2 separate regions of the Homo sapiens genome follow, and region 2 is linked to region 1. Evidence: read pairs that join two places in POLR2A ChIA-PET (ENCODE). Cell type or tissue: OCI-LY7. All regions are shown on one strand. Links, peaks and the distances in the headings refer to the core of each region. The heading gives the core; the rest is flanking DNA.

Region 1 (4,000 bases), core at 1-4,000:
TTTCTCTGTGCCCTGTGTCATGCCAGGCACCTACAAACCTGGACTGCACTTATTTCCTATTTCTTAGCCCACTTTTATATCTGCTTTGCCACTGAACTCTAAGGCTCTTGAGGGCTAGGACCACGGCATGTCTGCATAGTTTCCTTAACATTCAATCTGATTCCTGACACAGAGCAGGCAGGCATTATTCAGAGCGGTGGAATAAGTGAATTTCATAGATTTGTAACATCTAACTTTTTTCTGGCTGTAATAATGCACTGCTTATTAAGTATTTTACTAATCTTGTTAATTTTAACAACAATCTCACAGATATTTTATAGAGGAGAAAATAGGTTTCCATAAATTTAGTAACTTACCCAAAAGTCACAAAGTATGATTGGCAGGCTTATCAAAATGTTTAGAGAAAACAGGAAAGTCGAAAAGTATTCAACAATATTGAATTTGCTTTATTAAGTGAGCTGGGCCGCCAGATATATTGTTATATAAAAAGCTTCTTTTATATATGCATATATATTAAGAACTACTTTATCACCAAAATAAATACCAACAAAAACAACAATCTGATTAAAAACTCAAATTGTGGCTGGGCGTGGTGGCTCATGCCTATAATCCTAGCACTCTGGGAGGCCTAGACAGGCAGATCACTTGAGGTCAGGAGTCAAGACCAGCCTGGCCAACATGGTAAAACTCCATCTCTACTGAAAATACAAAAATTAGCCAGGCGTGGTGGCACACACCTATAATCCCAGCTACTCAGGAGGCTGAGGCAGGAGAATCACTTGAACCCGACAGGCGGAGGCTGCAGTGAGCCTAGATCACGCCACTGCACTTCGGCCTGGGTGACAGAGCAAGACTTCATCTCAAAAAACAAAAAAACCACAAATTCTTCCAGTTGACTACTACTATCCTATTGTGCCCTGCTATTAGCAGGCTGGGATGTACCCTTTTAGATTCCTCTGCAATGCACAAATACGCATACACTTTTTCTTACATTAATGGGATGGTACTATACATACTGTTACATGTCCTACCTTTTTATTCAACATATATCAAGAATACAACTTTCCAATTTTAGAAATGTTAAGGATATCTTGGCCGGGCGCAGTGGCTCACGCCTGTAATCCCAGCACTTTGGGAGGCCAAGGCAGGTGGATCGCAAGGTCAGGAGTTCAAGACCAGCCTGGCCAACATGGTGAAACCCCGTCTCTACTAAAAATACAAAAATTAGCTGGAGTGGTGGTGCGTGCCTGTAGACCCAGTTACTCAGAGGCTGAGACAGGAGAATCACTTGAACCCAGGAGGTGGAGGCTGCAGTGAGCCGAGATGGCGCCACTGCACCCCAGCCTAGGTGACAGAGCAAGACTCTGTCTCAAAAACAAAACAAAACAAAACAAAACAAAACAAAAAAGCAGCCGGGCGCGGTGTCACGCCTGTAATTCCAGCACTTTGGGAGGCAGAGGCGGGTGGATCATCTGAGGTCAGGAGTTCAAGACCAGCCTGAACAACATGAAGAAGCCCAGTCTCTACTAAAAATACAAAATTAGCCAGGGTGGTGGTGCATGCCTGTAATCCCAGCTACTCGGGAGGCTGAGGCAGGAGAATTGCTTGAACCTGGGAGGTGGAGGTTGTGGTGAGCCAAGACTGCGCCATTGCACTCCAGCCTGGGCAAAAACAGTGAAACTCAGTCTCAAAAAAAAAAAAAAAAAAATTCTCATAGTAGGAAAACCCTATTCTACCTATGTACACTTTCAAGAGTCAACATTACCCACAACCCCTCCCAAACAGAACCTCATACACACGCTGATAGCTTTACCAGTTTACCGGTAAGGCAATACTTCCTTTCTTTTTTCTTTTTTTTTTTTTTTTGAGATGGAGTCTTGCTCTGTCACCCAGGCTGGAGTGCAGTGGTGCCATCTGGGCTCACTGCAAGCTCCGCCTCCCGGGTTCACGCCATTCTCCTGCCTCAGCCTCCCAAGTAGCTGGGAATACAGGCGCCCGCCAAGACACCTGGCTAATTTTTGTATTTTTTCTAGAGACGGGGTTTCACCATGTTAGCAAGGATGGTCTTGATCTCCTGACCTCATGATCCGCCCGCCTCAGCTTCCCAAAGTGCTGGGACTACAGGCATGAGCCACCATGCCCGGCCTACTTTCTTTTTGAGACAAGGTCTCACTCTTTTGCCCAGACTGGAGTGCAGTGGTGAGATCACAGCTCAGTGAAGCCTCAACTTGCCCAGCTCAAGTGATCCTCCCACTTCAGCCTTCCACGTAGCTGGGATCACAAACACACACCACCACACCTGGATAATTTTGTATTTTTGTGGAGGTGAGGTTTCGCCACGTTGCCCAGGCTGGTCTCAAGAGATCTGCCTGCGTCTGCCGCCTAAAGCACTAGGACAAGAGGTGTGAGCCACTGGGCTCAGCCCAAGTCAGTACTTTTTAATGTCCTATTTTTTCACTTAATCCTCTTCCAACTCTATATTCTATGACTTGTTCTTCAACGCCTTAGAACCTAAAAAAAGCCCTTTTATCACAGCACTGAAATGCACTATTTTTCCTTGGAATATTATGAATATCTCATCTACCACTTTTCCCCTCATCTCTTCTACTAATTATTCCTGAAAGCCAGATAGGTTACAACAGCAAACAATTCCTTTCTCTGCAGGAAGGGTAAACTGTACTAGCTTTGTCCCCCACTGAAGTATAGCCATCAGTGCTATAAGCACCAAGTTTTCTAGCACTTGAAAGTCCCCAGCTGTGCAGTGATTCAGCAGCTACCCAATCTAATGCTTTTTTCTTTTGAGTGATGCTTAGATTCTCAAGGTATTCAAGCTCTAAGCTTGCTATATCTTTTCTGAGATTTAGCATAACTGATCAAATATAGGAATAATTAATCTATTTGATCTTAAGTGAAACTACACCTGCAGAGCTGGAATCTAAATCTGTTGTCTTCTGACGTCAGCTACATTTTGACTGTGGTTTTGGGTAAACGAGAAGCTGTGGACAAGTCTCTGGAGGGAGAATTCAAACACTGTCGGCCTGTGTAGTCATCTCACTGGCTACTTGTTCCTCATGCTCTGGCCTCTGCCACTATATCTTAGCCAGTGATGGCAGTCACGTTTTTCAGTGGTCCCTGATAAACACAAGCAAGCTATCTCCGGACACTTTTCATAATGCTAAGCCTCCTCTTTAGATGTCTCTTCTTAACTCCCCTCTCTTCTTGCTGACTCTGCTTAATATTTAACCCAAATCTTTCTACTTTTTCCTTTGGTATACCATTGTACCACCCTTTCACCTCAAATCTCCTTATTTAGCTACTTTAGTTAAACTACTCCAATGGATTTGTTGTTGTTGTTGTTGAGACAGGGTTTCACTTCCATCACCCAGGCTGGAGTGCAATGGCGCAATCTCGGCTCACTGCAACCTTTGCCTCCCAGGTTCAAGGGATTCTCCTGCCTCAGCCTCCTGAGTAGCTGGGATTACAGGTGTCTGCCACCACACCCAGCTAATTTTTGTATTTTTAGTAGAGACGGGGTTTTACCATCTTGGCCAGGCTGATCTTGAACTCCTGACCTCGTGATCTACCTGCCTCGGCCTCCCAAAGTGCTGGGATTACAGGCATGAGACATCGCACTGAGCCTTTTTTTGTATTTTTAGTAGAGATGGGGTTTCACCATGTTGGCCAGGCTGGTCTCGAACTCCTGACCTCAGGTGATCCTCCCACCTTGGCCTCTCAAAGTGCTAGGATTACAGGTGTGAGCCACTGTGCCTGGCCCCCCTAAATTTATAAAATGGCTTAAAAGTAGCTTAAAATAATCTATGTGAGGTTTTCAAAATAACATTACAACTTGTAGATTAGCTTTCTAATATACATACCCATTGTTCCAAACACTGATTTAAAAATAAAATTGCTATTTCCAGCTTTACAATTCTTGGTCTTCACATTAATTGTTACTTAGGAGGAAAGACTTAAAATAATTTCCTCCAGTTTAGATAGCTCA
Region 2 (4,892 bases), core at 846-4,845, 640 kb after region 1:
AACAGAAGAAAAGAAAAGCATGATAGGTAACAGAGCTGTGAAAAGTCCAAAAAATCAGTAACATGCATTAAGCAACACATACCATGGTTTCAATTGTTTTGTGGCACAAGGTTGCAAACCCATCAAGATAGAAAATAGCCCAGTCAGAGCCGGGCACAGTGGCTCACGCCTGTAATCCCAGCACTTTGGGAGGCTGAGGTGGGTGGATCACTTGAGGTCAGGAGTTCAAGACTGCCTGGCCAACCTGGTGAAACCCCATCTCTACTAAAAATACAAAAATTACCCGGGTGTGGTGGTGTGCACCTGTAGTCCCAGCTATTAGGGAGGCTGAGGCAGGAGAATCGTTTGAACTTGGGAGGCGGAGGTTGCAATGAGCTGGGACTGCGCCATTGCACTCTAGCCTGGGCAATAAGAACAAAACTCCATCTCAGAAAATAAAATAAAAAAACCAAATGATTGAGTAACTAAAAATACAACTAGTACTCAGATAAGGCAAAAATCATTAAGGCAACACACAATTCCCTGAAGATTGGGAAATGATTCTCTGCTGAAAAATGAAACTCCAGGACCGGGGTGTTAGGGAACACCAGGGACAGCCTTTTCAGTTTAGGTAAAACCCTCAACTTCCATATTTCACTTCCTCCCACTGCCCCTGCCCCTCAGGCAGATGAACTATTCACTGTGGGCTCCAGGACCTCTTGCAGGCTCCTGCAAGGATGATCTCACTGCCTGGAAACCATGGAATTCAGTAATCTCCCCCAGAGACTGTGTGCTCCTTGGGTCAGGCACTGGGGCTGTAATCTATTGTATCCCCTGGGCCTTGATCACAGAAAGTGTCAACAAATGTTTCCAAACTCAGCAAAATAAAATGAGAGGAAAAGACTCCACCAAAAAGGAATCACACTGTTATGATCCCAAGAGCTGCCTGCCCTGCCTCTGAGACTTTGGGTCCTCTCTCAGCCCAAGCCCAAACCCAGACAGACACTTACCCGGTCAGAGTCCTGGGGGCCCCCATGAGATGCTCCATCAGGGTTAAAGTGATTCCCACAGCTAAGAAAGAAAGGAAACAGGTGGGCAGGAAAGCAGCTCACAGGCCAGGTGCTCTACCCTCTCATCTATTTATATTTGCTTCATTCATTCATTCATTCATTCATTCAACAAACAGGCCTACTCTGTGCTGGGCTTTGGGTAGAGGGCACCGAGAAGAATCAGACATGGGTCCTGTCCTGAATAAGCTTCTGGCTCAGGGGACTCACAGATGAGTAAACAACTAGTTATATCACAGCATGACAAACACCATGGCATGGGGACCCTTCCTTTGCTGTGTCCAGAAGTCCCCTTCCATCTCAGAGGCAGTAAGGTGGTTATAAGCAGGACCTTCAAGATCAGATTTTATTTTTTTTCTTGAGACAGAGTTTTGCCCTGTCACCCCTGAGCTGGAGTGCCGTGGTGCAATCTCAGCTCACCACAACCTCCACCTCCTGAGTTCAAGTGATTCTCCTGCCTCAGGAGATTACGGGCCTCCCTAGTAGCTGGGATTATGGGCACATGCCACTGCACCTGGCTAATTTTTTTTTGTATTGTTAGTAGAGATGGGGTTTCACCATGTTGGCCAGGCTGGTCTTGAACTCCTGACCTCAGGTGATCCGCCCACCTCAGCCTCCCAAAGTGCTAGATTACAGGTGTGAGCTACTGTGCCCAGCCAAGGTCAGATCTTGACTCAAACCCCAACTCTACCTTTTACCTGCTGTGGACCTTTGGCAAGTCATTTAACCTCTGTGAGCCTCAGTTTCCTCATCTGGAGGTTGTGCCTGTGTGTATGTGCCTCACAGAGTATTGGTGAGGGCCCAGTGTGAAAATGTGTAGCTGAGAATGCTACTGGGGAGACTTCAGACAACTCACCTGTTGCAGTTGTTTGTAAGGTCCCCGTACTGATGGACGTGGAGTCCATGCAGCCCAGGCTCCAGGCCGTCAATAGTTCCCTCGATGAGGCAGCGCTCAGGGGTCAGCTGTAGGAAGCGCACCACCCCCTGCACGGTGCCAGGCCCCCCCAGGATGGCCACTGCTGCCCCCAGATTCTCTGCAAGGTATTAGACACTTGGGCTGGCTTGCCACCTCACCCAGCACACCTCTTCAGCAGCTCGGGAAGGGCAGGGAGTCTCACATAATTTTCACACCTTCCTCAAAGCCACTCCAACCCAGAGCCTGAGAATCCTATGATTAGATTTGTACCAGCTCTGAGCCACCTCCCTCCGAGAGGGGCCAAGGCCACAGTGGTCACTCACGCAACTGGCCGCTGCCCATGCCCTTGAGTACCGCCTGCCGCCCCGTGCCTTCCAGGAGAGCCTGCACCTCCTGGCTGGGTAGAGTGGTGTGTACCAAGACCATCTGGTCCTCCAAGTGCACCTCCACATCCTGGACACCTGGCAAGAAAGAGAGGGAAGAGGGCAACAGAGGCTGGCACCCAGTGCTGGCAGCAGGGAACAGAAAAACAGACAGCAATTCTCCATCCCCATTTCCACCAAACTTCCCATGGTCAGAGGCAAGCTACTTCGTAACTGTGTAACCCTGAGTAAGCCTCTTCACTTCTGAGTCTGTCTCTTTTCATATAAATGGGGATAATGCCACCTTGCCCCCAGGATTTCTGTGAGTTCTAATACACGCCAGGCATTATTTATAACTTTGGAAACATACATCATTCTTTTTAAAGCAGTGTTTTGTTTTTTTTTTAAGTGGGCTATCCATAGTGGCATTATTCACAATAGCCAAAAGATAAAAATAACCCAAATGCCCATCAACTAATGAACAGATAAAATGTGGTATCCATACAATGAAATACTATTCAGGAACGAAGTGCTGATACATGCTACAACATGGACGGACCTTGAAACATTATGCTACAAGAAAGCCAGTCACAAAGCCACATATATAATGCCATGTATATTAGATATCTAGAATAGGCAAATCCACAAACAGAAAATATTCTTCCTGTAGGAGATAGCTTAAAAAATATTTTTTTTTTTTTGAAACAGAGTCTCTCTCTGTTGCTCAGGCTGGAGTGCAGTGGCACGATCTCAGCTCACTGAAACCTCCATCTCCCGGGTTCAAGCGATTCTCCTGCCTTAGCCTCCCGAGTAGCAGGGACTACAGGCACACACCACCACCATGCCCAGCTAATTTTTTTGTATTTTTTTCTTTTAGTAGACATGGGGTTTCACCATGTTGGCCAGGCTGCTCTCGAACTCCTGACCTCAGGTCATCTGCCTGCCTCAGTCTCCCAAAGTACTGAGATTACAGGCATGAGCCATCACGCCTGGCTGTGGCCTAGGATTTCTTTATGAAGTGATAAAAATGTAAAACTGACAGTGGAGAGATGGTTGTACAACTCTGAAAATACTACAAACAGATGAACTGTATCCTTTAAATGGGTGAATTTTTTTTCTTTTTTTTTTTTTGAGACAGAGTCTCGCTGTGTCACCCAGGCTGGAGTGTAATGGCACAATCTCGGCTCACTGCAACCTCAGCCTCCCAAACTGTTGGGACTACAGGCGTGAGCCACTGCGCCTGGCCTAAATGGGTGATTTTTATAGTACATGAATTATATCTTTTTTTATTTTCAAGATGGAGTCTCGCTTTGTCACCTAGGCTGGAGAGCAGTGGCATAATCTTGGCTCACTGCAACCTCTGCCTCCTGGGTTCAAGCAAGCCTCCCAAAGTGCTGGAATTACAGGCGTGAGCCACTGTGCCTAGCTGCCCAGCCTATGAATTATATCTTTTTTTTTTTTTTGAGACAGAGTCTCACTCTGTCGCCCAGGCTGGAGTGCAGTGGCGCCATCTGGGCTCACTGCAAGCTTCACCTCCTGGGTTCACGCCATTCTCCTGCCTCAGCCTCCCGAGTAGCAGGGACTACAGGCGCCCGCCACCAAGCCCGGCTAATTTTTTGTATTTTTAGTAAAGACGGGGTTTCACCGTGTTAGCCAGGATGGTCTCAATCTCCTGACCTCGTGATCTGCCCGCCTTGGCCTCCCAAAGTGCTGGGAATACAGGCATGAGCCACCACACCTGGCCTTTTTTTCTTTTTGAAATGGAGTCTCGCTCTGTCACCCAGGCTGGAGTGCAGTGGCACAATCTCGGCTCACTGCAAGCTCCACCTCCTGGGTTCTAGCCATTCTCCTGCCTCAGCCTCCCGAGTAGCTGGGACAACAGGTGCCCGCCATCACGCCCAGCTGATTTTTTGTGTTTTTAGTAGAGACAGGGTTTCACCGTGTTAGCCAGAATGGTCTCGATCTCCTCACCTCATGATCTGCCTGCCTCAGCCTCCCAAAGTGCTGGAATTACAGGTGTGAGCCACTGCGCCCAGCCGAATTATATCTTAATAAAGCTATTACACACATAAAAGGCAGGGACTATTGCCATCATTAGTAGAGCTAACACTTACTGGGCATGGACGGTGAGCGAATCCTGTGTTTTACCTGTCTTAACATATTTGGTACTCCTACTAAGCCTCTAAGTTAGGTACAATGATCCCCATTTTACAGATGAGAAAACTGAGGCACAGAAAGATGAAGAAACTTGCTCAAAGTCGCACTGTAGTAAGTTGTGCAACTGGACCTCTGACCATGCAGCCTAGCTCCAGAGCCCCAGCACTTAACCCAGATATTGTACTCACCCTAGGAAGCAGCCCTTAGGCTCCAAGCTGGGTTAGGACCACACCCCTTGTGGTCCTGTAGCAGCTCACACTCCCCCTCCTGTAATTCACATTGCACTGACTACAATCCTGTTTCACTCCTAGGCCGCCAGCTCTGTGAGGGCAGGAGCTCTGTGAGGTCCACAAGGGTCAAGTTCAAAAGTCAGTTGTCGGCCGGGCGCGGTGGCTCATGCCTGTAATCCCA

What was found. Peaks named below come from ENCODE experiments on the same cell type or tissue, not always from the same donor. Only the 100,000 strongest peaks of a DNase experiment are listed, where the experiment ranks them.
Region 2: POLR2A ChIA-PET joins it to region 1 with 13 read pairs; 3 of 35 experiments call an interaction of 5 or more read pairs at or near these places.

What each region holds. Positions count from the first base shown.
Region 1 is chr11:67,233,011-67,237,010 of GRCh38, reverse strand. All of the region lies in intron 12 of KDM2A (lysine demethylase 2A), which reads right to left. Among named protein-coding and RNA genes, the nearest start is that of GRK2, 31 kb to the left of the region's middle. In OCI-LY7, for the core only: no CTCF peak of the experiment used is centred there; no DNase peak of the experiment used is centred there.
Region 2 is chr11:66,596,647-66,601,538 of GRCh38, reverse strand. It overlaps CCS (copper chaperone for superoxide dismutase), which reads right to left. Exons shown (of 8, transcript NM_005125.2): 3 at 2,286-2,423; 4 at 1,903-2,080; 5 at 990-1,050. Among named protein-coding and RNA genes, the nearest start is that of CCS, 5.9 kb to the right of the region's middle. In OCI-LY7, for the core only: no CTCF peak of the experiment used is centred there; no DNase peak of the experiment used is centred there; H3K27ac peaks cover 749 bases.